Regions from separate parts of the Mus musculus genome. Here all the other regions are linked to region 3. Evidence: chromatin loops called from intact Hi-C (ENCODE). Cell type or tissue: gastrocnemius. All regions are shown on one strand. Each heading gives the region's core, and the rest is flanking DNA. Links, peaks and the distances in the headings are about the cores only. Region 1 has its middle 6.2 kb from the start of Vpreb2. Region 2 has its middle 30 kb from the start of Dgcr6. Region 3 holds the start of Ess2 (ess-2 splicing factor). Region 4 overlaps Zdhhc8 (zinc finger, DHHC domain containing 8). Region 5 has its middle 19 kb from the start of Dgcr6.

Region 1 (5,805 bases), core at 340-5,339, 76 kb before region 3:
GGCCACCCGTATGGACCTTGAACTTGGAGGTGATCAAAGCAGTAGAGGACCGGAAGGTTGGGAGTCTCCTCCTGCTTCTCCCTCCATAAAGGGGGTACATGTCCCAGGTCTCATATGGGCTAAGGATCCTGGAGCTGGTACCGGCAGGGCCATGGGGGCAAGGATAGGGAGATATGGAGGAGGAAGTTCTTGGAGCAACAGGTCCGCTGTTGAAGGGTCTTGAAGGATTGACTTCTCAGGTCTGGATCCCTCCTCCCGTGCTTCCTTCTTCCTGATAACCAAAACCTGTGAGATGGGTCTTGGGGAAAGAAAGGCTTTTATATATGAGGGGGGATGGGTGCCCTCCACTAGATTCTTCCAGGTAACTATATAGTGCACTTGGTCTGGGTGCCTGAGGGATCCTGGCCTAACGACTCTTTCCTCTACTGCTTTGATCACCTGCAAGTCAAAGGTCCCTATGGGTGACCACGCTACTCTGATGGTGGGTCATTCAGAGAAGCAGAGAGTAACTAACTTGTTTTTCTTTACTTCTACTGACAAGTTTTCTCCTCTAATGGTTAGCTAGGATGTTTAATGGGGTAGATTCAGTCTGTCCAATGTCTAAAAAAATGTCAGTCTAAGTCCAAGAACACAGAACAAGATACCAACAAACAGAGAAAAACAATCAACACACAGACAGCTTGGGCCCAGTTACAGACAGTTCATCCCTTCTGTTGACACAGAACAGAGTTGCTCGGCCAGCTCCAGCCACCCTGAGACCAACCAGGTGCCCCTGCTAGTATAGCAGGAACAAGATAACAGAGTTGTTCAGCTGGCTCCAGCCGCACCGAAATAAACCAGGTACTTCTACCAGTACAGCAGCTACCACCATACTGTCTTGCTGTTTCCAGATGGAGTTGAGCCTTCCTGGAACCTCCAGGGGAAGGCCTGGGGGTAGGCCTGAAGCGTCCTTCAGGCCCCACTCCGTCTCTACATCAAGGCACATCTGCCCACCATGCTTGACCACACCAGACACTATAGGGTCCCTGAGCCCTCCCACGCTTGCACGCAAACTGAATGTTCAAATAGACTTACAGATTCAGACTTTGACAAACAGCAAGACAAAGAAGAACAGCGGTACCTGCTCAAGACCTCCGATTCACCACTCTGGTGTGTCCCCACAGGGGGTCTGATTCCCTTCCAACGCACCAAATGTTAAGACTCTGGCGAGCCTTCACTTATCAGAGACCCCCTGAATAAAGAACACAAGAGTTGGGGATCCATGCTAAAGCAAGAGGAATTTTATTGTTCCAGCATGCTGGGGTCGCCCTACACACAAAGGAGAGAGAATGACCTCATGCAGCCCATGTGGCGAGTTTTTATACAGTTTTCAGAGCAGCAGCCATTAGGCACAATGCGATTGGTAGAACAGTGTGACTTTTAAACTGATTAGTCTTTAGGGGATGAGGTGGCAAAGACTTCCCTTGTCTATAGGTGGCCAACAGTCTCAGAATGTGCTCTGAGCCTCCTCTACCCACAGGTAGCAGATGGTCATTTCCCTGTGGTCTGAGGAATGTAATTAATCCCCCAACCTTCCAGAGGGAAGGGGTGCCTATGTGCTCTATTACCTTTCTCTCCCAGGAGGGGAGGGGTCTGGTGGGATTTGCCAAAGCTCCTGAGCTGACCTCTTCACCAATGTCTATGCCTTCCATCATGTGCTGACCCCATGACTCAGCAGAACTAATGTTTATGACCTCCATCATGTGCTGACCCCATGACTCAGCAGAACCAATGTCTATGCCTTCCATCATGTGCTGACCCCATGACTCAGCAGAACCAATGTCTATGCCCTCCATCATGTGCTGACCCCATGACTCAGCAGAACCAGAGTTTTGACAAAATTCCTGCAGATACTCTGCAGTGTTTGGAGTAAACAGCGTGGCTACATTCTGATAATTTGTAGATAGAAAAGGGATTTCATCTGTCCACCCAACTGCAGCATCCTACTCTGCAGTACTGGTATGTCTCCTTCATGATTGTAAGATTGGCTGGGAGCTACAATTCACAATTCTTCTGCACTATAAGAGGTTCAGGCCACACAATAGAAACATTAAAACTAAAAATTCAAAGTATAGTCTCCACAATGTGTGTGGCTTTCTATGCCATGTAAACAAACAATTCTAAGCCTGTCTGGTATAGGTTTGGGCCTGTGCTGAGGTAGGAGATGGAGAAATACTCTCTGAACTTCTGAACATAACATATGTCCTAGCATGCCCACATAAATGGATCTGTATTTACACATATATGTGTGCATGTTGGTGTGCATCTCCTGCAAGTCTTTGAGCAAGTATGTGTAGGCACCAGAGCCTGGGGTAGGGACAAGCCTCTGTGAATGACTGAAACTTCCCCTTGTGTTAGCAATGCTGGTCCCATGTTCTGAAATCTAACAACTGCAATGGCTGTTTCTGGAGATACCACTGTGCTTTCTTTTGTACATGTGACATCTCATTAGTCGGGGACATGCTTATCTGTATATATTTATATTTCTGAAAAATATGATACTTGGCTACTTTTGATTAAGGCAGTTAGAGATGGTTGTTTTCATATTTCTAAAAAGCTGCTCACATATTGTTCCTCCCTGTCATCGGGAACTAAAACACTCAGGGCACTCCTATTTCCCTTTAGAAAGTTCTTTGGAAAGAATTCACTCTTGGAACCTCTAAAGAATTCTACCTGGAGCGTCTTTGTTCCCCACATGCTGTATGGCTCTGCTCTACAGGGTGACCAGGAGAGGGCGCTAAACTCCTTTGCCTCCCCAGAGCTGTTGAGAGTTGCAAACCTGCATGTTTGACTTTTCCACCTTATTGGCTCATGCGGTCTGGGTGACTTTGATTTTACCAATGTACAAGCGTGGGCTTCTTTCACTTGGTTATATCTCTTTAAGAAAAACACGGAATGTATCTATTTTTACTTTTCTCTCAAGTCTGTTGCTAAGAAAAGGACAATGACTCCATTCTCTACACTGTTAGGACAAATGACTATCTGTGGCGCCCACTGGTAACCTGCCAAAGCGCTTGTTGACTTCAGGATCACTCAGAACCACAAGTACCTGTGGCTCCTCACATTGCTTCTCGCCCCCTCCCCCACACTCAACTTCTCCAGCTCCCGGGCTTCTCTCCCCCAGCTTCTTCCCTTATAACCCAGTTATTTCAGCTGTACTCTCTCCCTGTCTTCCTGTCTTGGCCCCTTCCCTCTCTCCCTCTCTTGGTCTCTCTCTTGCCCACACTCTCTTGTTCTCTTGCCACAGCCTGGTCCAGTCTGCTGACCAGTGTCAGTCCACTGCTTTCCCCCTCTGCTGTGGACTCCTGCAGATGCCTCTGGCTTTTCTCTCCCTCATTTCTGCAATAAAAACCTTCCCCTCAACCACACCTTGGAGCAGTTCTGCCCCGGTTTATACACTCACTAGAGTTGATAAATGAACGAGAAGAGAGTCCAATGCTTACCCTGCCTTTGCTATTCAAATAGTCCCTCAAAGCAGCTAAGTTGTCAGTGAAGTGGAGAATTTTGAGAGGTTTGTTGTCTGTTGTACAGGTTCGGGGTGTTTTCTTTGAGACCAGGTTGGTCTAGGATTCCTGCCTCCTTCTCCTCAGAGCTGGGATTGAAGCATGTTCTCAGTACGAAGGCAGTTCTTGTGTGTGTGTTTATGGTATGTGTATATATTTTGTGTGTATCTACGTGTGTGTGCACACGCTCATTCGTACGAGTGGGTGTGGGCATGCATGTGCAACTGGATGCACGCGGAAGTCAGAGAGGTCAACCTCAGGTGTTGGCCTTTCATCTTGTTTGAGACAAGATCTCTTGCTTGCTTGCTGCCTCTGATGCCAGGCTAGCTGGCCTGAGAACTTCAAGGACTCTCCTGTCTGCAGCTTCCAATCCCTGTAGGAGCTCTGGCATTACAGGTGTTTGCTACTTGTACCCTTTTCCATAGGCTCTGGGTATCTGAACTCAGGGTCCCATGCTTTATTGGAAAGGCTTTAGCCAGTGAGCCATTGTCCCAGCCCTAGGAGGTTCTTTATAGCACTTTCTCTAGTTAATAAGTGAAAGAAGAATGCTAAAATGAAATATGCCCTTTCTACACTACATAATGAGCAAATGGGTGGGTGAGACAGTGAACATCCATCAAAAGGATGCTCTCATGTGCTGATTCCATGCTCTTCCTCCACCTAGGCCTCTCCCCTAGCTCAGTCTGCAACACGGGCCATGACTACACTGGCTTTTTAGACTCTTATTCTAAGTGCCACCCTGTAAGACCCTCTGGAGCTCCTGAGGTCCCCTCCCCCCAAAAGGGTCTCAAGATCCTTCTCAGGTGGGAGTGTTTGAGTCGCTAGCAACATGTCCAAGCTCATTTGGTTCTGTTTTCAGCTGAATTTGGGACATAGGTCACAGTTGTTAGAACCCTATAGCCTGCTTGTCACGCCTGCCAGGAGTCCTCTTGGTTCCCGAGTCTGTGCAGTACTGGGCAGTGAGTGGGTCCCGACACTCTGGGATCCTGCCCTCTCCACCAGCTCTCCTGCTCAGAAGGTTCCCCTCGGTCCTTCCCTCCTTCAAGCTCTCCTTTTCTAGGCCCCTTTTGGTCACAGCACACAGTCACTTTTTTCAACTGTCAGACAGCAGAAGAGGGTAATGTGACTGAGGAGAAAAAATAGACAGACAGAACAATGGAGAGACAAATGTACAGAAACAGAGAGCATGGCCAGTCACAGATGTGAAAGCACATCCGAGCAGCTTCTCCCCGGTCTCAGGGAATCACATTGAGCCCAGCATCTAATGAGAGCTAACGAGTAGCCAAGGATTCATTGGCTTACATTCATCGCTCAGTCCCTCGCTCACCTGCCTCTCATCTCCTAGAGTGTTTATCACGCAGAGGATCCAGCCAGCTGGGAATTTGTAAGCGTCTTGGTAAAAACATAAAATAAATAAAATAAAATAAAATAAAATAAAATAAGAGCTGAGAAGCAGATGCTAAGTGTAATTAGGAAAACAGCCGCCTGCCCACCGGAGGGAAGTAACAACCACAGAGTGGCCAGGAAATGGATGCACAAAGAGGGGGAGGGGAGATGGCTGCGGAACTCTGCATCAGTGCAGACAGAGGGAGGACACAATCCAGGAACACGTACTCCCAATATAAACAGCTTGAGTGAAGGTTTGGAGGCCACCAGGCAAACCAGGCACATGATCAGTGGCAGTTAGCTGAATACTGCAGAGATGGACCATCCAGGTGAAAGGCACAAGAAACGGGACTTTCCTGCCGGGATCTGGCCAGTGTCCAAAGACTGGATGGTGGGGAACCTGACTTCTGTCCCTTCAGTCTGGGCTCTTTTTATACACCATATGCAGTTGTGTGGGTCTCAGTAGAGATAAGCCACAGCTGTAAAACACATGTTAAATTTCAAAGGCGGAGCATCAAGGAAAAGCCAATGCTCATACATGGCTGTAATAATGCTTGCCCATTAAAATGGTTATATTGAAGATATGTTGTGTTAAATAAAATACATCTTAGAAATGGTTTCACCTGTTTCTTTTTACTTTTCTGAAACTATTTTTAGAGATAGAAAGTCCCCCTTTGTGCCCAGACCAAAAACTCCTGACTCAAGCAATCCTGCCTCAAGCTCACAAATAGCTGAGACTATTCATTTAAAAAAAAAAAAATGTAACCACTGGTCCAATGGTTTTCAACCTTCCTAATGCTGCAACTCTTTAATACAATTCCTCATGTTGTGGTGACCCCCAGCCATAAAGTTATTTCATTGCTTCTTCATAAGTTTA
Region 2 (5,805 bases), core at 274-5,273, 130 kb before region 3:
AAGCCCTGAGCCTGGAGAATGGAGCAGGCGTCCAAACACAAGAGGCACTCAGAACCCTGCTCAGACAGACCAGGGGAGAAACTCTCCATGATATATTGTAGTCATGATGAGGAAGCACAAAGTAAACTTGGGCTTAATCTCAGCACTCAGGAGGCAGAGATGACTGGATCTCTGTGGATTCAAGGCCAGCCTGGTCTACATAGTGAATTCCAGGACCCCCAGAGTTACATGGCGAAAACCTGTCTCGGAACAAACAAACAACAAAATAAACAATGCTAAAAGCAGTACATGAAAAACATCTCACACAAAGACAGGAATTTTGTTTTCTCCCCAGATTTTTCACTACCAAACATAAAAGCCAGAAAAGCACGCAGTGAAACAGTTCAGGGTGAGACAGCGCTCTCTGGCCATGCTGAGGCTCTGTCCCACCTCCCTCTCACTACCTGGCTCTCCCCATGCTGTCCACATCTTTGGCTCTGTAGTACTGACCTAGCCTGTGCTCCAGCCACACCACCATACTACCACACCACACCACACCACACCATCACACCACCATACCACACCACCAGAGCACACCACCATACCACCGTACCACCACAGGGGAAGAGCCACCATGTTGGGATTCCCTATGGCACTCGGAGTTCAGGGATTTGCCTTCAAGGCCCAGCCTTCACTGTGTGCCTTCTTTCCCACTCCCCGTGGGTTCCGTTGTGCCCCAGGTTGGGCCAATCTGTTAACATTCTCTAGGGGAGATGTGAAAAGCCTATTCACCTCAGACCAGGCACAAATGACAGACCAAAGCCCAGAGTGGCAAACTCACGAGCCTCCTACACTTTCTTGTGAGAAAATCTGTGATTAAGGTCGAAGTCTACCATTGACTGGATCACCTTCTGGGGCTCGGCATGGATTGGGGGACTCCCTTCATTAGTGGGGTTTCTCCTTCTCTGCCTGACCTTGTCTGGGGAATTCTAAGCCTCTACCTGAGAAATGTCCTGTAGCCTCAATTAGATTACAGGATCATTTTCCTTTCTCCCGGTAAAGCCTGTTCACCTAGCTCCTGAGGTCCTGAAATGCTGCCTCAGGCGAAGAGGCATTTTCATGCCCTAAGCACCCAGCCAGTGACCTTTGCCCATCCTAAACGTTCTTACCCTCAGCCCTTTGTCCAAAACTGTATAGGCCTTGAATCACACTAAGTAAAGTTGATTTGTCTCCTGACAGCTGATCCCCGTGTGGTCACTTACCAAATGTTCTCACAGGACTTATGCCCCCACCCCTTGCTCGTCACCTCTGCTCCCACTGCTCTTGTGGACAGTATCCACCAACGATCCATGAGAGGGGGACACCCACATTTTCCTACACACAGAACTGGTCACATTCCTCAACAACAGCATCACACAAAGTCCCACCTCTCACAGACAATGAGCTCACGGGAGCTGCATCTTGCTGTTCCTTCACAGCTAACCTTTCATTTTCTGGGTAAACTAGTATCTCCCAAGATTTCTTGCACCTGCAAGGGAGGCCGGGAGAGAATAACAGCTTGAATCCCATGTGAGGGGCTCACTGCCTCCCCCTCTCATCTACCAGGAAATAATAGTTCTATTACTTTTACAATAGATGTGGCTATCACTATAATTCTTTGATCATTAGTAGCCAAGGCTATCTATCAGGCCAAGATAATCTTAGCCTCAAGATGACATCATGTTACATCTGGATGATAAAATGCCACACAATGGATGGAGTAGAAAATGGGTAGATGAATGGATGAACGAACAGGTATGTAGCTGAATGTACAACTTGTGCGTGGATATGTGGATAGATAGATGGGTGGATGTCCGATAATAAAGGAGTGCTGACTGGCTGTCAGCTGGCTAGAGATGCTAACAGATGAGCAGGGGATGGTTGGATTGGCAGAAGAATGAATGTACAGAACCGTGTGGGTGGGTGGGCAACGTGGGCCAGACTCTCTGAGCAAGATCTGAGCTGGCCATGAACTCACCTGCTGAGCTCGGCTGCCGCGGAGCAGAGTGGCTTGGGAGTTGTAGTTCAGAGATTCTGCATAGTCACAGGTAGGTAGGGAAGTCGCTGCCACTTAAACGCTTCTTCTGGCTGAAGCAATGTAGGAGACAGAGGGAAGGCCCAGAAGTGACCCTGATCTCTGTCCCAAGGCAACTATGGACCTTGCCCTAAGTTCCACTCACAACCCTGCTGTGGCCCCCTTCACATAGTGAGTCCTGTTATTGTGGTGAACTGTAGACTCGGTGTGTCATTCCAGAACTGATCCGCGGTCTTCATCTTCTTCTGAGATGCTCAAGGGCATAGGGTGGAGAACATGGGGCTGGGAACTGTAACTCTTGACAGCCCACCGTCCCATCTGTCTCCTCCACCCCGCCCCCACTCAAAGGTAGTTTAGAGCACCAGACTGCTCACTCAACAGACCTGCAAGAAGGTCTTTCTTGTTCAGGAAGGGCTTCCTCACAGTGAGGTTAGCGAGAGGAAAGATCCTTTAAGTTTGGAGGATGACCAGCAGAGGGCGCACAGTGGACAGGTTTGGTACATCACTCAGTTACCTCAGAGCCTTAATGCCCTATCTGTAAAATGGGGGCAATAACAATGTATAGCGTAGGGATGTTCAGAGAACTACCCAGTGAAACAACAGCTTACAGGCATCTGTGAGACAGCCTGCATGAGAGTAATGGGGAAAATAATCAGAAGACTGCTGGGGCGTGGCTTGTTGCGGAGGCGTTGCTGACTGTGAAGGAGTGGTTGGCCGTAGGGGCGTGGCGGACTGTGGGGCGTGGCTGGCTGCAGAGGTGGGGCAGATTGTGGAGGCGTGGCTGACTGAGGAAGGCGTGGCCAGATACAGAGGCGTGGCTGACTGAAGAGGCCAGCAGGTTGTGGGGGCGTGGCTGGTGTGGGGCGTGGTTAGCTGCGAGGGAGTGGCTAACTACATCTAAACAGTTCAGGTATTTGGTTCCCAGTGTCTCCACCCTAAACAATGAATAAACCCGTTCATGGAAGGTGCTAGAAATTAGGAGGTGGGCCTAGCTGGAGTAAGTAAGTCCCTGGGGATGCATCTTTGGAAGTGATATCTTGTCCCCAGTTCTTTGCCCTCGCTTGCCCCTCCTATTTCTCAGCTGCTGTGGAAGATGAGCATCTCTGCTCCTATCTTAGCTTAGACACTGAAACAGTTTCTCACATCTTGAGCCACGGCTTCCTCCTTCAACATGATCTCAAGTATTTTGTCATAGTGTTGGAAAGCTAACAGAGATGCCAGAGACGCAAAGAGGATTAGTGATTCTCTAGTTATCGCCTGAAATAATCCATAAGAAATCACATAATCACTTTCAAACCTATATGCATGATCAGAAGTGAAAAACTCCTTTGTTTAAGAGCCTGCAATCCAAGAATAACCAGTGGCTGGTGCCAGAGCACACCCAATCTTCTGCCTGGAGCCGACTGTTACCTGCAAGACAAAGCACAATTTTTGCAGGACACTCACATTTATAGGCACTTAGTGGCCAATGGAGTCTGGAGTCAGGTTGGGCTACTTTGGAAGCTTTTGAATATTCTCTGGAAGTCTTGGATCTATTTTACCTCAGTTGTCAATTTGACATAAACCTACAATCACCTGGAAAGAGGAAATGTCACCTGAAGACTGGCCTATGACCATATCTGAGAGTCTTTTCTTCTTTTTCTTTTCTTTCTTTTTTCTTCTCTCTCTCTCTCTCTCTCTCTCTCTCTCTCCTTTGTTTCTTTCCTTCCTTTGTTTCTTTCTTTCCTTCTTCCTTCCTTCCTTTCATTTGGTTTTTTGAGACAGGATTTCTCCGTATAGCCCTGGCTGTCCTGAAACTCACTCTGTAGTCCAGGCTGGCCTCAAACTCACAGTACACAGTTCTCAGTTCACAGAGCCTGCCTCTGCCTCCAGAGTGCTGGGATTAAAGGCTGGCTGCATCACCATGCCCTGGCAAGTCATTTTCTTAATTGCTAGTTGATGGAAGGCCAGCCCACTGTGGGTCTTGGTGATTATCACACCAAGAGAGTAGCAAATTAAGACAGAAATCCACTGGACCAACATGCAAAGTAAAAGCATCCACTCTCCAGGAAATTAAGGACAAAAGCCCTGCTGAGTTAACAGTTGAAAAAATAATACCCACCGGGTATAAAGATGTTGGCAAACTCACTGGCCTTCAACTAAAAGATCTAACTGCCTCTGCGCCTCTGCCTCTCTTCCACTCTGCCTCTGCCTCAGCCAGGATTAAAGATGTGAGCCACATGCCTGGCTAAATACATACTTCATATTTGACAAGCTAATCTCTCTCTCTCTCTCTCTCTCTCTCTCTCTCTCTCTCTCTGTGTGTGTGTGTGTCTGTCTGTCTGTCTGTCTGTCTGTCTCTGTCTCTCTCTGTTTCTCTCTCTCTCCTTTCTCCTTTTCTTTCTTCTTCTCCTTTCACCCTATGATATATAGTCTTGGTCTACAGATCCTCCAGAGGTCCTGTCACTGTTGGAAGTGAGCTCTTGAATGTGACCAACAGGCCCCCTCAGACTGTTCACTTTGTCATCTTTTCTCCTGTCATGTGATTTCAAGTTATGGACTATGCAGCTCACATTTTTGGAACAGAACATATTTGTTGAGAGTCAACTGTGCCATGTGCTTAGCATGGCCCCTTTACATCTGCATCTCCAGGGCCTGGCAACACCAGTAGACGTGCTCAGGAATGGGTGATTGCTAAGTGAACCGATGACACATCCTCACCATGCAGCCTGGCATTTCTAACCATTGCACTGGGCAAGGCCCTGGAAATCCACCCCTTGAAGGTGTTATCTGCAGCACCTAAGAGTTCAACCTGCTAGAAGCCACCCAGAGACCAGCTGTCTGAGAAGTCATTCCAAAAGAGAGCTGGCACTGCCACTGTCCTGAGGTCCGCCCACCATACAGTTCCAGCTGGCTGAGCTGGGAAGGGCTCGTTTTTCAGCTGGCTGTCACTGGGGTAAAGCCGGCAAGCCTAGGTGATGCTGTTGTATCAATGGCCCCAAAAAGGTTAGGCTTCCCTCTCAGTTTGGTGCCAGTAAGGGGTGAGTTACCTCCTCAGGGATCTACAAACTCAATAAAATGCCTATCTAAATGTGAGTGCTGGGCTGAGGGTATAATTTTAAGGTACTACACTTGACTAGCTTGCACGAGGCCTTAGCTAGAAGCAGCTTAACTGTCCATCACAGATGGAATCAAGCAAGTGGTGTGCATATACCATGCAATAGTATTCCACCTTAGTAAAGAAGGGAATCCAACAGTTCCTTCCAGAATGCATATATGATGCTAAGTTAAACAAGACTGTCCTCTGCGACAGAAGTATCTACAACAGTCAAGACACTAAGCATCTTTGAAGAGAGTAGTGTTGAAGAGCCTGGTGGGGGTGGGGGGGGGCGGCGGCGTAGAGAAACTGCAGAACTGTTCTTCAGTGGCTACAAAGTTTAAGTCAAGTGCCATGAACAGTTCTGCAGATGGGATATCCTGTCACAATGCCTTTAAAGAAAGGGTTGGTTTCATGTGAAGGGTTGTTATTGAACACAAAACAAAACCAAAACACAAGAGAGTTGTTGATGCTGATGGCAGTGTTCAGTGCCTTGCTGGCTGTGGGGTATCAGGACTGGATTTTATGCACAAACTGACCAGTATGCATACATTAAATATGTGTATGTTTCTGGATATCAGTCAGGTTTAACACAGAAAAAAAAAAGGAAAATCTCATAACAAATTTGAACGTCTCTGTAAAGATGCTACAATGTCCTATTTATAGTTCAACAAAT
Region 3 (5,805 bases), core at 300-5,299:
GAGAGAGGAGAGAGAGAGAGAGAGAGAGAGAGAGAGAGAGAGAGCGCGCCTGAGCCTGGGCTCAGGCTGGGAAAGTGTGTGAGGGAAGGAGGTTGCAGATCCATTCACCTACACCTCCATTGAAGCCTACCACCTAGCCCTTCCAAAGTTCTTTGGATGATGGATCCTTGGGGCCTGAGCTGTCCTGGTCTCCCTCCTCCTCAGGTCTGGTTCAAGAACCGCCGGGCAAAGTGGCGACACCAAAAGCGTGCTTCCTCATCGAGGCTCCTGCCTGGGACTAAGAAAACTCCCAAGGAGAGTTGTTGATGCTGTCCGGAGTTTATCTGGCTTTATGAAGTAGAGCACAAGGAAGGAGGAGGGGGACAGACCTACCTGAACAGGAACTAACGCTGCCAGCACTGGCAGCCAGGGGATCCAAAGCCGCCTTCTCACCCATGAAGGGAGGGCATGTGGGGCAGGAACCAGAGACCTCCTGCAGGTCAAGTGCAGACACAGAGCAGGTCAACTTCCTCAGCCACCCTCAGCACCTAGAGAAGCCCTAGCTCCATGCAGGACGAAGAGCCTAACTCCCCACCTCATGCCTGTCACCAAGACTGGCCTCTTCTCTGTCCTTCCACCTTCTTATGCAAGGCAGTGGTGTCTGCTCAGCCCTGGGCGTACTCTGTCCTCACAGGCCCTGCACTTTAGGGCCCTGGTGTCATGACCTGTGGAAGAAGAAGGTTGTAGTTGGTAGTTTCCAGATTCCTGCATCTGCTCCTTCACCTCAGCCTTGAGCTGATGCCAAGAAATAAACGAGATCTTCAAAGACCACAGAACAGTCCAGGATTTCAAGTCCCTGTGTCTCAGGCTTTGTTTCCACACCAACTGAGGGACTGGCTCCATTGTCCCTTTCCAGAGAGTTTGGGGGTGGGGTGTGGATCAACATGTGTTGCAGAGCACAGCTCAACAAGTACCCAGTCCCAGTACCATGTCTCCCTCGTCAGAATTAAAGCCGGTAGATGGTGGCAAGGCCTCCTGGGGATCTGGGCCTCTAGGCACTACCAACCAGCTTCACAGATGGGGGGAATCTTTGGCTGTGTGTGTGGATGTATGTGTGTGAGTGCATAGCTGTGTGTGTTGCCTGTATATATACATGTACATCACATGTTTGCCTGGTGCCCATGGAGATCAGAAGAGGATATTTGAATCCCTGAAAGTAGAGTTATGGATAGTTGTGTGTCACTGTGTGGGTGCTGGGAACTGAACCTAGATCCTCGAGAAGAGCAACAAATGCTTGTAACGGATGAGCCATCTCTTCTGCCCCCTCCATACTCTTCTTGGTGTATCTTTTCCATCCTTAGGCTACAGTTCCCACCTCTATGTCTCCAGTCCAGGCCTGTCCCCTGAGGTATTTGTCAGTCTGTACCTCTGACAACACCTGGAAGCCCACAGGCTTGCGGCAGGCACCATATATACAACAGGCCATTTTCCCATTCACTGTCCTGCTAAAGGCACGTTAAATCATAGAGTTCTTGATCATTAATTGCTATTATTACCGGATCATACCCAGTCCAGCCGATTTCACCTTTAAACATATCAATAACCCCCCAGAAACTAGCTCGTGTGCAGCTTCAGGCGCACCAACCTCATGAAAGCTGCATTCCCTTGCATGGTAACCATTGCAGCTTTCTCTGGTTTTCACCTGAGCTCACTTAAAATAATGTTTCTTGACAGGACTCCAAAGATACTGTGCAGCCTGGCTCTCCCCCTCTGGTGTCATCTCCTTCTTTAGCGCACTGTGTGACTAAAGGTCTGTTTTGGCATTTGCCTTGCTCCACCCCGCTGCTGGGCCTTCCCATTGCCTGATGCCCATCCATTCATCTTTTCCATCTACAACCATGTTCTGCCTGGGGAAATGCCACTTGACATGTCCTGTGTAGCAGTTGAGATTCTCTGAGTGCAGACTTATTGCAGGTCACAGTTGTAACTTTACACACTGGCAGCATGATTTAACATTTTTCTACTGTATGGTCAACTCTATGGATGCAGGGACATGGTCATAAAGTCCCCAGTGACTCACAATGAAGGACAAGATCATTGGAAAAGCAAAATTGTAATGAATCATTCTGGGCTAGAGCTTCTCCCACCTAATTCATGATCTCCCTTAGGAAGAAAGTTCCACTAATGCTTTCAGTGAGAAGCCCATCCTGGCAGACAGGGAACTAATAAATCCAACCAGAGATTTAAGACCCTTTTGTTCTTTCTTTTCATTTAAATTTTGTTAGATAAGTATACGGGAAGAATTGTCTTAGTGTTCTTTTTCTGAGTTTGGAAGTCATAACCAAATTTTTTGAAGTATTTAAAAATGTCTTTGAAGCATCTGCATTTTTTTTTTTTTTTAAAGAATTGGAACTTTTAACAGAGGGACTGTGGCGTCAGTCACTCTACAGCTCCCCCTAGTGATCATAGTCTAGATGGGCATGAGCAACGCGGGTGGGGATAAAAGACTACAACTTTCTTAAGATCCGGCGCTCCCAGTGACATCATTGGAGCGCCGGCTTTGTTACAAAAATACTGCTTCTCCATTGGCTGGCTGTTGGAGCGGTGCAGACGCCGCCCGAGCGATTCTGGGATAGCGATGGGGACGCCCGGGACCTCGGCGGGTGCTCTGTTTCTGTCCTCCGCGTCCGCGCCCTCAAGGAAGCGCGCGGCTGGGGAGGCTGGAGAGGCCGGAGTTGCGAGAAGCAGGCAGCGGGTCCTGGATGAAGAAGAGTACATCGAGGTACCAGCTCAGTGCGAGCGCTGGCGACTTCCGGGCCCCTCCCCCTATTCGCGTTCCTGTCCAGTCCTTTGAATTTTTTCTGGTCCTGGCACTCTCAGCCGCCCTTGGAAGTGGAACAACTGTTTTTGGGTTGGAAAGCATTGAGAACCAAGAAAACAATGCAGAAGTGGGCATCCAGTTTTCTGTTGAGAGTCAAGGAAATAGTTTCTTGTATAGGTAGAATTTTGACACGTTTTTCGAGAGATGGTGAAGACGACTTTTTGGAAGGCTGTAAAGTGTCAAAGGCTGGGGGTCCCGGAATTAGACAGTGGAACTGGCTTCGTCATTGAGTGAGTGGGTCTCAGTTGCTCCTCGAGTTAAGGGTCCAACTGCAAACACGCTGGAGGACAGACCGACATAGGGTTGGTTTTAGACTGGTTAGATTTAGGATGCTTCTGGGATATGCTGCCTTGTACCATTGCCGTGCAGCTGACTGTACAGACTTTCAGCTTCACAGCAAGGGCGGGCTGGATCTGAAATCTTGAGGACTTTTTCTTGTGGTGGCGATAGTGGCGACTGGCTTTCAAGAGAAAGGTTTAGATTGAAATACAAATTCATGGGTGGGTGGAGGATGACAATATCCACATTAGTCTGGCTGGTGTTATAGATGGAGCCAGCAAAGAGAAAGATCAGTTAGTGAGGGATTTCATGGGCTTCAAGAGATTGTTCAGTAGTTAACTGGTACATCAGAGCTATGTGGGATGACAGCCTTACTAGAAAAGACAGTTCTAAACCTATCTTGTAGATGACAGTTGTCCAGCTAGGCAGAAGGGAAAGGTCTAAGGGGTGGAACATGGACAGTGGTGGATTGTGCGTCAGGACTCCCAGATGACAACTCTGGCCTTTGTTCTGATTGCTCATGGCAGGGACTTCAGACAGTTATCCAGAGAGACTTCTTCCCTGATGTGGAGAAGCTACAGGCACAGAAGGAGTACCTGGAGGCCGAGGAAAACGGAGATTTGGAGCGCATGCGCCAGATTGCCATCAAGTTTGGCTCTGCCCTGGGCAAGATATCTCGGGAACCTCCACCACCCTGTAAGAGGACGGGTGCTGCTTTAGAGGGCTTAGGGAAAGTCTGTTATCACGTAAGGCTCACTCTAATTTCTGATTTGCTTCTCTCAGATGTTACTCCAGCCACCTTTGAAACTCCTGAGGTACACCCAGGCTCTGCTGTGCTGGGCAACAAGCCCCGGCCCCAGGGCCGAGACCTAGATGATGGTGAGTGAACTCCCTCTTTTAGTCTCATAGTCAAGACTACTTGGGAATTGTATTCTTGTGAATTTTCTTTTTTTTTTTTTTTTTTTTTTTTTTTTTTTTTTTGGTTTTTCGAGACAGGGTTTCTCTGTGTAGCCCTGGCTGTCCTGGAACTCACTCTGTAGACCCAGGCTGGCCTTGAACTCAGAAATCCGCCTGCCTCTGCCTCCCGAGTGCTGGGATTAAAGGCGTGCGCCACCACGCCCGGCTCTTGTGAATTTTCTTAGGGTCACATAAGTATCCACTTTTGGGATCAGAGACACTGGTCTGGGAGGCAGAAGAGCAGAGGCCAGCTCCCGGGTGTGGAGGTACTGTGTTCTCTGCCTCTGGCCTGTCTCTAGAAAGAGAGCCCAGTACCGTCCCAGTCTGTGTTCAGTGTTCCAGCCTTGTGAGCTTTGTCTCCTGAAAATGCCTTAGGCTCCTCTACCTTCTTTCTTCCAAGGCAGTCACTTGTGTCTCTCCCTTCAGGTCGGTATTCAATTGTTAACTGTTTGGGCTTAGAGGCGGAAGCTAATCTGGACACTGGGTTCTTGAACTTTTGTGTAATGTTGGAGCCACCTGGGCCTCTGTTTCTCACCGAGTGCCTTTAGTTTTCTGATTTGTTTGTTTTGTTGAGACCAGAGAGTCTCACTGTGTTTCCCTCACTGTTCAGTGGGTGGGGGGTGAGTGGGTGCAGGGGGAGCATTTCTGTTTCTTGCCTCTCACCCTAATTACTACCTGGTGAGCCCTCCCAGAGAGTAGGGCCTAGGTCTTGCCTCCACATTTAGAGTATCATGTGGTATACCATTAAGACACACATGTAGAACAGATGAGTGTTTGTTTTCGACATGTTTCCATACCAAGTATGAGATGTATCTTAAGGTTAGGAGGAACTCTATAAATCTATTTATATGTGAGCGTTGCCACTAAGGGACTTGTCTGGGTCTGTAGTAGAATGTATCACTAGACATAGACAAAGGCGTTTCTGTGCCAGGCTCTAGTGGACAGCATACTGTACTAGAGCGAGTGTGCAGCATGCTCACACAAACGTGTTTTCTCAACAGCCCAGCCTTTCCTGCCAGGGACATGCTATGGTGGTAGTTCTTCTTGGAGCTTGACCCTTAATTGAACTACAGCAGAGAAATAGGACAATTTGAAGGTGTTTTCTTTTTATACATATATTTTACCAGTAGCCTTGGCTGGCCTGGAGATTGCTCTGTAGATCAGGCTAACCTCGAACTCAAATAGCCCATCTGTTTTTGCCTCCTGAGTGCTGGGATTAAAAGCATGCTCCACCACCACCTGGCCCAAGGTTACCCTTTTCTAACCTCAGGACTTGAACTTAGAACCACTGTGTTAGGCATTGGCTGGTGGTCAAGACTGCTAGTAGAACAGATGAGAAACCTCCCCTTCACACAGCCCCCTGAAACTTGCAGTGCTGCATCTTCAAGAGTATCACTTTCCTCGGTAGCAGGGATCAAGGTGGTATGGTTAGCTTTTTGGCCCAGGGACTGTGTGGTGCTCCGTGGAGCCCTGGGCCATATGGGCTCCTGCCTTAGGGATTAACTGTCATACCCTGAGGCATTTGTGGCCACCACTCATCCATAATATCAGTCAGAAAGGAAAGGGAAAGATAATTCCAGGAGGAAAGAAGAGCTCATGGGACTGTAGAGGTAGATCCTACAGGATTAATACACTTTGGGCAGAGGAAGAGCCTACTAAACTGTCGTCATGTATCTGACCCTGCCCCTTCATGAGTCAACCCGATCCCA
Region 4 (5,805 bases), core at 454-5,453, 320 kb before region 3:
AGACTAGGTTTGAAAACTGTGAGTTCTCCTGCTAGGGTGTCCTGCTCTTCTGAGCCTGTTACTCTTCCTGTCCAAATGTCTAGGGATAACATAGGTGGGTGTAGTTGCTTAGTTCTCCACAGTGCCTTGGATGTCCTTGGATGAGGGCGAGTGGTTGTTGTTGGTGGCCCTGGGTGCCCCATAGGGCAGTGATCTTAGACAGTGTTAATGAAGAACTTGATTAAAATAAAATGTCTGAGTAAAAATTTTCCATTCCACATTTGGCTTTTGGCAGATATTCTGTCCCTGAAGTCACCCCCTTACTGGGTGGTGTCTCTCTGCTGGCCTACGTGGGCCTCCAGACCTCCACTTGGGTGGGGCACATAATGATGGCTTGTGTTCTTGCCTGAGTTACTGTTGCTCAGGATGCATCTTCAGACCTTGGGTGGGCCAGACAGTAGTGGCGCATGTCTTTAATCCCAGCACTTGGGAGGCAGAGGCAGGCAGATTTTTTAATTCAAGGCCAGCCTGGTCTACAGAGCGAGTTCCAGAACAGCCAGGGTTACACAGAGAAACCCTGTCTCAAAAAAACTGAAAAAAAAAAAAAGACCTTAGGTGCTCAGAGCCCGTAGCTAGGAACACATGTGTACACTCACACACACATACCCAGTCCTCAGCAGGGCTTGAGCCAACCAGCAAAGAGTCTTTAGGAACGTAGCAGGTCGTAGCCTGCCTGCTCATTGAAGGCCAGATGCCTGTACAGGCCACCCTGCTCCAGCTGGCCCCCTGGAAGCAGTGTAGGGCTGGCCAGGTGTGTCTCATAGGCTCAGGCTGCAGAGGGTGGACTCTACAGGCAAGCACTAAAACTAAGTAGAGGGCTAAGCACACAAGTACCTAGTGCTCCTGCCTGCAACATCTCTTGGGAAAGCTGGCATGTCCTCGAATGTTCTCCTGTTTCTTTGTGTGTCCTCACACATCCTTTCAGGCTTCAGTGGTCCTTGTGTCTGCTTATGTTTGCCATGTGTGCAAGGCAATGGAAAGCACACAGAGGCTTGCCTGAGTCCCATGGTAGTAGGCAGCTGATCTGGGTTATACAAACCCGAGAGGAGGGTACCACCTGGGTGTCTTCACAAGTGTCCACATCCACATGTCTCTGGGCATGAGCAAATGTGCAGGTGTGTCTAGATGGTGTGTGGGCCCACAGTGTCTACATGCAAGTCTTCCTGTGTGTACATGTGTCTGCAGCTGTTCGTTGTTCACTCATGTGGAATAGTTGTGCTTTCATATGGTTGTGAGCTGTAAGTTTGTGCTTCTGTGCCTTTGTGTATGTGTGCCCATGTTTCTGTATGTGCCAGTATGTGCTGTGCTCCCCCACAACCCTGTCCTTGCACACAGGCTTTCTAAATGTGGACCTTATGCAGCACCCAAAGAGGACCCAGGTCAAGCCTTAGGAGCTTAGAGACAAGGACAGTGACTGGACTCGAGCTCAAAGTGTATCAGGCCCCCTGACACATAGCTGGCGCATGCGCGTACACACACACACTCCTGGCTCTGCTATGTTTATGCAGGCGGTGCTTGCTCATGTTGTACAGAGGTTGTCCAGTACCTTAATACTACTGAGGTGCCCTACCAGTGCAAACTGCCAAACATAGCTCAGGACTGCCCCCTTGCTCCTCACACATCTCACTCAGGGCAGCTGTCTAGCCCAGGTGGTCCGCTAAGGAGCTAAAGAGGCAATACAGAAATACAGGCCGCCCGGCTTGGATAACGCTCCAGTCCTGGGACTATCCCCTTTCTATACATAGGCAGTGTACTTCTGAGCCAAGCCCAACTGATGACTAGGGGGTAGCCTGGCCCCAATGCCTGTGCTCTTCAACTTCTTGTTTATGAGAAGGACAGCAGTTGTGTCCACTTCATGGCGAGGAGGAACCGGAGTCTATCCGAGCCTGGTCTTCCCATGTACACCCCCACCTGCTTCCTTCACACCTGTCTCTCCTCTTTACAGCACCCCTGCAACCCCTCACTACTTCTTGCAGGTGGCACTAGCTTTGACATTATGCTTTTGACTTTGTAGCATGAGGTCTGAATTTTCACTTTGTACTAGTGTGGAACTAACCCCTCTCATCGGACACCCAAGTCAGGCTAGAGGGCACCCCATCCCTAGAAGGCTTGACTGCTTCACTCAGAGGTCTCTCCCTACCTACCAAGTGCTTCACCGCTGGGCTGTGAGTCTCATCGTAGGGTGCCACTGTAGCTTTGCTGAACAGCATGGATTGGAGGGCACAGACATGTTGTCTGTGCTGTTTGTGTCAGAGATGGGGAAAGTAGAGTGAACGTTCCAGGCTACAGGTTGGGTCCCATCTCCTGCTGGACCCTCATGGGTGTGGCCTGTATTGTCATGCTGTATGTCCATGCTGGTCCGGGAAAGAAGATGGGGTATCATGGCTGGTGGCCCCATAGAGGGTGCTGCCGTGGGAAGCAGGAGCTTTAAATAGCCTCTTGCTTTCCACTAAAAATAGTTCTGCTGCCATGGAGGTGGTTGCTGGGGCGGCGGGCCTGGCTCCTGGCCAAGGCAGGCGTGGGCGCACAGTGTGGACTGTGCACTCGGGTGGCGGGTAGCTGCAGGCTCTGCAGGCGGCCACCATCACTCCATCTTGCGGTCAGGGCAACCGGGAGAGAAGCCCCACTGGTCTGGCTCCACAAATGACCAAACACAGGCAGGAAATTAAACCCCTGTGTGTACCTCCCCACCTGTCTCAGCAGCCAGTGACACAGAAGGAAACACAGACTCCTGGGACCAGAGGAGCTCCTTGAACTCTGGGTGGACTTACGTAGCCACTGCAGAGTCAGGGCTCTGCGTGTCTCTGTGGAGGGGATTCTGGTGAGGACAGAGGCAGATGTGCAGAGCTCTTACTGTGAAGTTACAGAGATACACCTTCTGGAAGGCCTCTTGGGAAATGGGGTCAGAAAGGAAGCCTTGGCTCCAAGTGCTGTGGGCTGGTGAGAGATAGAGTGTGTGCTTTTCCAGCGTTTTAGCTCTCCTGTGCTACCACCTGGCAAACAAGGTAACAAACCCAAAATCAGGGTCTGCCAGGACTAGAGCTGCACCCTACAGAACAAAGGAGGATGTGCCCAGCACTGGCTGAAGCAGGGTTGTGCCTCTCCATACCTCAGCAAGTGCCCTGCTGTCCGCACAGCTCTGGCATGGCCTGACTCTAGCTGCTGGGTAGCATACTGGCCAATGAATTCCCACTCCTGTCTGGGGCCCTCAGGAGTACGGTAGCCTGGGCAAGTTGCCGGTAGGTTGGCTTAGCTGTGTGGCCACCCCAATCCTGTGCCCTAGGCTAATGGACCTCTCATAATGGAGTCATTTCCTCAGCTGTGACTTACGTTCTGGACAGTAGCCCTGGGGTTGCCAGGGTTGAAATTAGTGCAGGGAGCTTAACACTGAGCAGATGGACACAGCCAAGGCCTAGTGATAGCTAAGATCTATCTGCTTGTGTGCCTGCCTGGCAGTGGCCTGGTGGGCCCAGAAGCATACATATGGCTGCGTCTCAAAATTCTGACCTTGCCTCCTTCACATCCCTGGTTCTCTGCCCATTGTCCATTGTAGGTGCCCATGGTTGACAAGAGCTGTGTCTCCAGCTATTCCTGTCTACAATGGCATCCTCTTCCTCTTTGTCCTGGCCAACTTCAGTATGGCTACCTTCATGGACCCTGGAGTCTTCCCCCGAGGTAGGGCCCTGTATGGGGCAGCTCATCTGCTTCTTGTCACTAGAGTGTAAGTGGCTGATTGGGGATTCACAGTAGGTGGGCTGGGCAGAGATTAGAGAGGTCCTCTCCAGCTAGGAAACTCACCTCCCTGTACTCTTGCCACCCTACTGGTCCTGATGTCCAGCGGACGAGGACGAGGACAAGGAGGATGACTTCCGGGCCCCACTGTACAAGAATGTGGATGTGCGGGGCATCCAGGTCCGCATGAAGTGGTGTGCAACGTGCCACTTTTACCGTCCACCGCGCTGCTCACACTGCAGTGTCTGTGACAACTGTGTGGAGGTGACCACCCCTGCCCCTCCCCACACCAGTCCCTGTGCCCAGGTCCTACCCTCCATGCGTTCTGACACACTGCCCCTGCCAGGACTTTGACCATCACTGCCCCTGGGTCAACAACTGCATTGGACGCCGCAACTACCGTTACTTCTTCCTGTTCCTGCTGTCACTCAGCGCGCACATGGTGGGGGTGGTGGCCTTCGGCCTGCTCTATGTGCTCAATCACTCGGAGGGGCTGGGAGCCGCCCACACCACCATCACGTATCCTTGTCTTCAAATGGCCCAGCCCTCGGCAGCATATCCTGGGGGGTCAGTGGGTACATGGGGTCTTCCGGGAGTGTCGCTGTGCTTAGGCGAGAGGGGGCCACAAGAACTGTCACTGTAGTGGGGGGAGGGAGGGTCTTCATGTTCTTGCCTCAACTGTTGGCCTTAACAGGCCAGCATGGCTGTCATGTGTGTGGCTGGCCTTTTCTTCATTCCTGTCATCGGCCTCACTGGCTTTCACGTGGTACTGGTCACGCGGGGCCGCACCACCAATGAGCAGGTGCAAACCCTGTGGGCTGGGTCTCAGGAACCCTCATGTGAGGTTGCTTAGGTGGCTGTGGGAGGAGGGGCTTGGTGTGGGGCCATGGCTGCCCATCCGGCTGCATACTTGTGACCCATGGACACTGCAGCCACTAACAACTCAAGGTCTGGGCATGCTATAGCTTCCTGCAAGGGCAGGCAAGGATACCCTGGGTATAGGGGCGCCGTTGGGCCCGCTTTGCCCATGCTGCCTCCCATGAAGACCACTTCTAAGGACCCCACCTACCTTTGCCTGTCTCCCTGCCTGTTCTGGGTGGTCAGGCTGGCTGAGGGGACCCATGTCCACAGGTGACTGGGAAGTTCCGCGGGGGTGTGAATCCCTTCACCCGAGGCTGCTATGGGAACGTGGAGCACGTGTTATGCAGTCCCCTGGCGCCCCGGTGAGGCCCGGCCTGGGCAGGGGGACAAGAGGCCTGTTCTGGGTGTGGGGTGGGCAGCCTCGGACCCTCAGCCTGGTTCCTTTCTGCTCTGGCTAGGTGGGGCTGGCCCTGCCCTTGTATGTTCTGGCCTGTTTGTCCGGCCACTGACCTTTCTACCCTGGCACAGGTATGTGGTGGAACCCCCCAGGATGCCGCTCTCAGTGAGCCTCAAGCCACCCTTCCTGAGACCTGAGCTCCTGGAACGAGCTGTGCCCCTCAAGGTCAAACTTAGCGACAATGGGCTGAAAGCTGGCCGCAGCAAGGTGGGGTTCTGGACTGGAACGGTAATGGTGTGTGAGTGGGACTATTGGGTGTAGGGGTGGGGACAGGAAGAAGTAAAGGGACTGGGAACGCTTTATGCATGTGTCCAAAGCCACAGGAAGATGGATATTAGAGCCACATATCTAATTCCAGCACTCGGGAGGCAGAGGCAGGTGGATCTGTGGGTTCAAGGCCAGCCTGGTTTACAAAGTGAGTTCTAGGACAGCCAGGGCAAAACAGAGAAACTCTGTCTTAAGACTTCACCCACCACTGCTCCCTCTTCCTTAGTCCAAGGGCAGTCTAGACCAGCTGGATGAGAAACCTCTGGACCTGGGACCTCCACTGCCCCCCAAGATAGAGGCTGGTACCTTTGGAAGAGATCTGAAGACCCCAAGACCTGGCAGTGCTGGTGAGGTGGAGGGCAGCTGAGGAAAGGGACATGGGCTGGCTTTTGTGTCACTCCGTGACTGTGGTCCCTCTTCTCAGAGAGTGCCCTATCAGTACAGAGGAC
Region 5 (5,805 bases), core at 333-5,332, 140 kb before region 3:
GTTACTGAGTGGCACCAGAGGTAAGAATGTTACTGAGTGGCACCAGAGGTAAGAATGTTACTGAGTGGCACCAGAGGTAAGAATGTTACTGAGTGACACCAGAGGTAAGAATGTTACTGAGTGACACCAGAGGTAAGAATGTTACTGAGTGACTCCAGAGGTAAGAATGTTACTGAGTGGCGCCAGAGGTAAGAATGTTACTGAGTGGCACCAGAGGTAAGAATGTTACTGAGTGGCACCAGAGGTAAGAATGTTACTGAGTGGAGTCTGAAACCGAAACCCAGCAGAGACTTTCCTGCTTTACTTGAGCCTATCAACGTAGCATTTCCACTGATGGACTTGGACAATGCCTTTACTAGTTAGCGGTTTTTATTGCTATGACAAAACACAGTGACCGAATTATAAAAGAAAGCATCTCATTGGAGTTCCTGGGAGGAGGCCGTTCTCATTCAAATCCCCACACTGGCTCTCTTTTACACTGCAACAACTTCACAAAACCAGTGGCATATTTAGGGTGATCTGTACTCCTCGGACATGGTCACTCATATTTGCTTTCAGGAAAAAAAAAAACCAACAACAACAAAAAAATGATCCCTAACTCTCTTAGACGTGAAATCTGTGTTTTGTGTTGCTGACATGGACACAACCTTTATCCTCTCTCTGGCATAGTCTATACGGCCATGACCAGAGTATTTAAAGGCCTCCACTGCAAGCTATCCCAGCACACCTGGGATCCTCCTGCAACCATGCTGCTCCTGGCTTTGACCCAGTGTCTCATGGTGGAGACAGAAAGGGCTGGGGTCCTGGTGGCAGCCGGAGGGGGATGCTGTCTTGGGAAAGAGACTTCACATGTTTGACATGTCAGACCAACCCAAGGGACACACCATAAACCAGCAAACAGGTTTGTGATAGGCACATTTGACCAGCCCCGCTCAGGCATGCGTGCTTTTTGCCTTCTATTCAATTACTCACACCCATGTCTCAGAAGATGGGCATGGCTTCATTTGTCGCTTTTACCACTGGGGTCACATTACACAAATCTCTGCTTCTCCCTACTTCTTGCCTCTTCAATTGATCCACTGAAGACAGATGGCAGAGCCAAAACTTGGCAGGGCTGCCAGGACCCAGGTTCTGATCCCAATACCTGCACTATGAGCAGCTTGGGTGAGCATGCAAGCAGGCTCGCAGGTCCTGCCTCAGCGTCTAGATGAGAGCCTGCTCATGCACACTCCAGTGCAGTAGTCTATAGTGGAGGAAATCTGGGCTTAAAAACACACACATAAACTCTTTGGTGCCTGTGGTGCTTGGATGCTTCTTGGATTCTGCTTCTGCACCCCGGGAAAGGTGAGCTTAGAGACTCTTCCAATCTCTATACTCATAAGGGCAGTGAGAGTCATAGATTGAGGCTGTGCCACATGAAAGAAACTAACATTTGGTGGTGTTTACCCTGATCTGTCCTGATCTCTCCTTCCAGGGCCGTCCTCTCTATTGGTCAGTAGGTCAGATGGTAATGAGGAACTTCTGTGTTAATCTTCTACAGGAATCTTAACAAGGGAGCAAACGGTTCCTTTGGTCCTGTTGTCTGAGAACGGTGCACAAAACCACATTCAGGTATTATCCACCTGTGCTCAGAGGCTGCTTCCAACATCTCCCTGTGGGTGTGGGGGGAGTACAGCTTCAGTGTCTCACTGCTTCCAGCAAGTGGCCTTAGGTCTAATCGCCACACTCTAAGCATGTATTCATTGTTCTAAGTCACAGGCCCAGATGGGTCATGAAGAATAAATAGAAAAAGAAATAATAAACATAGAACACAAAGCATAGTAAGATTGCTTTACACTGCAGCCTCTTTTTTTTTAACTTTAGTTTTAATTTTAGTGTTATTTTGTGCATGCAGATGCCTTGTCTGTATGAACATGACATGCGTGCCTGGGGCCCAGTGCTGTCAGATCACCTGGAACTGGAGTTGCAGATGGGTGTGAACCACCATGAAGGTGCTAGGAATTGAACCTGGGTCCTCTGGAAGACCAGTGCACAGCACTGCTGAGCCATCTCTCCAGCTCCTAGGCTGCTTTTCTTAAAGGTCAGTTCGTTCAGAACAGGCTGGGCTCACAGCGTGTACGCGGCAGAATGAGTATGGCTATGAGTGATCTCAAGGCACGTTATAAACTCGGTTACGGGTTGAGTGAGGTCTGATTTATAAAGGGAAGCTTTAAACCAACACCATTTTTCAGAAAGCAGAAGTCACTCTTACAAGGGTTATCACCTGGCACTGTTCCTCAAGGCAACAACACCTCAGCAGTTTCCAAGTCTACATGCCTCTCATGAGAGCTAACGCATATGTGGGAGACATTTCTGTCAGCACTGAAGTCACAAGCCCCATTTTGTCCTGAGTTGATGACCTTAAAAGTGTAGAGGAAGTCCCCAGGATTCTAGGGGTGGCAGTGCGGAACTGTGTCCCTGGCCAAATACCAACAGTGCAGCCCCACAACCTTCTTAGCTGCCCACCAATCTCTAGGAACAGGTGGGGCACCTATGCCTTGTGGTGGCTCAGGTCATTCACCTAGTGTAGCCCACCTCCTGGAGCTCTGCCTGGGGCACTAGGCGAGGCTCCATCCTCTGCTGTCTAGAAAACAGTTGCAAAGAAAAACATAAAAGTGACCACCAGATGGAGCTCCAAAGCAGACGGAAAAAAAAACAAAAAAAACCCTGCCAGCTTCAGGCTCTGGATCACTGCTTGCAACTACCCTACTCACCACCACCGGGATAAAGCTGCATAGTTTACTCAGTTTATCCCTATCTTTCAGGAACATTTCATATGCTCCATCTGCTTTCTGGTGACCTCCCCTAGGATAGAGTTTCACGTATCCCAAACTCCATCTATTCATCTTTGTGGAAAACTTTTATGATTTGACCATTTCTGTTTTTAATGTGCTTGTGAAGTTTTCCATGTGCATGTAGAAATAGTGCTTCATGACAGGGCTGGAACGTGCTTCATGACGAGGCTGGGATGTAGCTCCGTTGGCAGAACCAAGCGGCTAACAAGCACGAGGCCTTGGGTTACATATCTAGCATCAAATAAAACCAGGTAGAGAGGCCTGTAAGCCAAGCGCTCCAGGGTGGGTGTGGTGGGTGGGGTGAGTTGTAGAGGTGGGGGAGGCAGCAGGTGGAGATGGGAGGCTCAGAAGTTCAATGCCATCCTCAGTTATATAAGCCAGACTGGGATACATGAGACCTGTCTCAAAAAGCAAGGCGGGAGAGATGGCCCAGCAGGTAAGAGCAAGGACTGCTGCTTGCAGAGGCCAGAGTTTGCCTCTAGGTACTCACATGGAGAAGCTACAGCCTTCTGTAACCGCAGCTCCAGGGCATCTGATGCACTTTTCTGGCACAAACCCACACACGTACACATAATCTTTTAAAAAGTGAAATCTTAAAAAATAAAAAATTTCAATAAATAAAAGTAACTAATTAAAATTTAGACACGTGTATGCATTTCTCTGGTTAATCTGCCATGTGCCAACTTGCCTTGAAGACTCAGAAAAAGTCCCCAAGAGTTAAAATGGGTAGTGGGGGTCTTTGGCTCATCCTAGAGAGACAAGCCGAGCAGAGAGGAAAGGAAAAAATATATATAAGAAAAATTTGGTGATTCTGAGGTAATTAAAAAAAATTAGCCCTGACATCAAAGTATGATAATATTTTTAGATAGATAATGAACAAGTGGGCCATGGTGGCATACGCCTTGAATTGCCAGCACTAGGGAGGCATAGGCAGAGGCAGAGAGGCAGAGAGGCAGAGGGGCAGAGGGGCAGAGGGGCAGAGGGGCAGAGGGGCAGAGGGGCAGAGGCAGAGGCAGGCAGAGGCATCTTTCTTCGTTTGAAACTGGTCAGGTCTTCATGGAGAGTTAGAGACCAGCCATGGTTACATAGTTAAACCTCCTGTCCTAACAAAAACAAAAACCAAAACAAACAAAACCCAAAATAGATTTTTAAAAACTAAATAAATGAACACTCTGATTGGGAAGAGACAAAATTCACAAGTAGGCATTTTACAAAAGAAGCCAAGCGCCTGTGAAAACAGGAAGCCATTTCCTGAGGATGCAGATTTAAACGGCCACCGAGGCCCGAAGCCTCTCAAGTCACAAGCCAGGTTGTTCTGCTCAGAACTTTTGCCTCAGTAATGGGAAGAGGAACTATATTTTATAAAACTCCTATTTGTCTTGGAGACAAGGCTACCTCTGCCCAGACGAAGCCTCAGGAACCATGAAACAGAGCCAAGAAGAGCTTACACATCTGTATGGCAGGCGGGCTCTGAAGTACAGGTAAGCACGGGCGTCTCCAAGTCCGTCCCTCCTGGTCAGACAGTCTCTAAACTGATGGTGTCTAGCTTCTGAGTATTCACATTTTTGTTGTTGTTGTTGTTTTTGAGACAGGGTTTCTCTGTGTAGCCCTGGCTGTCCTGGAACTCACTTTGTAGACCAGGCTGGCCTCGAACTCATAAATCCACCCGCCTCTGCCTCCCGAGTGCTGGGATTAAAGGCGTGCGCCACCACGCCCGGCTCTGAGTATTCGTCTTGTAAAACGGGGAAAGAGAACCCTTGCCTCTCCAATGCACCCAGTGCTTACCTGAGCCTCAAAGCAGAGTAAAGCCTGGCCCCGAGGAAAGCCAGGAAGGAGCACTAACCACAACAAATGAATGCATTTAGTGATGTTTAGGCTGGACTGGCTCTGATTCACGTCTCAGTCACTACTGCAGACTCTCAAAACATACTAGACCATCTTGTGTGGTGTGTAACAAGGAAGGCTACCTTTCAAGTGCCTCTAGGACATCAGGTAGTACTGTGGTTGTGGTGGACACAGAGAACAGCCCCACTGGCATTAAATGGGCAAGTGACCCAAAAAAAGATTCTTGCCAACAAGTACACAAGAGAGAAAGTGGCTAAAGGGAGGTTGTATGTACTTGGATAGTGGGAGGTCTTCTGGAAGCTTCGGTGAGCTGAAGAGGCCACTGTAGTTTAAGGCATGAGAATACAGTAATGTTGTGGGGTAGTCACCAGAGAAAACTGCTTGGGTATGTCTTTAAGCCAAGAGAAAGTCTTTACTAGCCAGCTGGTGACACACGGGGTGACCAGGATCCCAGTGTAGTTCCTTTGTCAGGGAACTCACTCTGTAGACCAGGCTGGCCTCAAACTCAGAAATTCGCCTCCCTCTGCCTCCCAAGTGCTGGGATTAAAGGCGTGTGCCACCACGCTAGGTTTAGGGTGAGCTTTCAAGCACAAAATCCATGTCCTGGGTCGACACACTTCAGTTAACACACAGTTAGCCAGAACCGGAACTACAGGAGCCAAAAAGCAAGGTCAGTACATTTTGAGACTTTCCCCAACAGCAGACTTGGGTGGATTAGGCCTTCATTTTAGTTTTGGCAGTCAGTGCTATCTACATGCTTCGTCTTACCGCCTGAATGGCGCTTTGACCGTGCAGTCAGTTGTAATAAGGTCCTGGGGTCTACTAAGGTTATAGTAAGAACGTGGCTAAAAAGTTAAAAAGATGAAGACAGTCGTTCCGGCCTGATGACTAGTTTCTTACGTTGTAGCTGCCAACTACCCAGTGCTCTCCCAACCTAAAGCTGGCACAGTCATATCTAATAGGAACTGTGAAAACCATAAAGGCAGCAAGCACAGCTGCTTGCTAAAGCTGCAACGAGGCTGAGCGGCCTGGTGCAATCGCTGTGGAGCCATCTTCCACTTATCGTCACGATTTCCACGTGTCGCACACGTGGGAGGGTCTTTTAATATTGGTACAACTTGGGGAT

Evidence for each region. Peaks named below come from ENCODE experiments on the same cell type or tissue, not always from the same donor. Only the 100,000 strongest peaks of a DNase experiment are listed, where the experiment ranks them.
Region 1: a loop joins it to region 3, with 12 times the contacts of the local background. A loop is called at or near these places in 16 of 42 quality-filtered maps.
Region 2: a loop joins it to region 3, with 6 times the contacts of the local background. A loop is called at or near these places in 25 of 42 quality-filtered maps.
Region 4: a loop joins it to region 3, with 2.3 times the contacts of the local background. A loop is called at or near these places in 6 of 42 quality-filtered maps.
Region 5: a loop joins it to region 3, with 3 times the contacts of the local background. A loop is called at or near these places in 25 of 42 quality-filtered maps.

The regions. Positions count from the first base shown.
Region 1 is chr16:17,983,909-17,989,713 of GRCm38, reverse strand. No RefSeq gene overlaps it. Among named protein-coding and RNA genes, the nearest start is that of Vpreb2, 6.2 kb to the right of the region's middle. In gastrocnemius, for the core only: a CTCF peak has its summit at 2,769 (motif pointing right); DNase peaks (open chromatin) are centred at 2,781 and 5,245.
Region 2 is chr16:18,033,607-18,039,411 of GRCm38, reverse strand. No RefSeq gene overlaps it. Among named protein-coding and RNA genes, the nearest start is that of Dgcr6, 30 kb to the left of the region's middle. In gastrocnemius, for the core only: a CTCF peak has its summit at 2,531 (motif pointing right); DNase peaks (open chromatin) are centred at 2,521, 2,817 and 4,899.
Region 3 is chr16:17,908,118-17,913,922 of GRCm38, reverse strand. It overlaps Ess2 (ess-2 splicing factor), which reads left to right and starts at 2,575. Exons shown (of 10, transcript NM_022408.2): 1 at 2,575-2,761; 2 at 3,667-3,835; 3 at 3,923-4,018. The coding sequence starts at 2,618. It overlaps Gsc2 (goosecoid homebox 2), which reads left to right. Exons shown (of 3, transcript NM_029469.2): 3 at 205-809. The coding sequence ends at 306. In gastrocnemius, for the core only: a CTCF peak has its summit at 2,439 (motif pointing left); a DNase peak (open chromatin) is centred at 2,531; H3K4me3 peaks cover 1,402 bases; H3K27ac peaks cover 805 bases.
Region 4 is chr16:18,226,544-18,232,348 of GRCm38, reverse strand. It overlaps Zdhhc8 (zinc finger, DHHC domain containing 8), which reads left to right. Exons shown (of 11, transcript NM_172151.4): 2 at 3,593-3,714; 3 at 3,878-4,035; 4 at 4,118-4,290; 5 at 4,471-4,573; 6 at 4,903-4,994; 7 at 5,161-5,296; 8 at 5,583-5,703; 9 at 5,781-5,805. Among named protein-coding and RNA genes, the nearest start is that of Zdhhc8, 5.7 kb to the left of the region's middle. In gastrocnemius, for the core only: no CTCF peak of the experiment used is centred there; DNase peaks (open chromatin) are centred at 2,556 and 3,309; H3K4me3 peaks cover 2,048 bases; H3K27ac peaks cover 3,700 bases.
Region 5 is chr16:18,044,709-18,050,513 of GRCm38, reverse strand. No RefSeq gene overlaps it. Among named protein-coding and RNA genes, the nearest start is that of Dgcr6, 19 kb to the left of the region's middle. In gastrocnemius, for the core only: a CTCF peak has its summit at 2,655 (motif pointing right); DNase peaks (open chromatin) are centred at 830 and 2,619.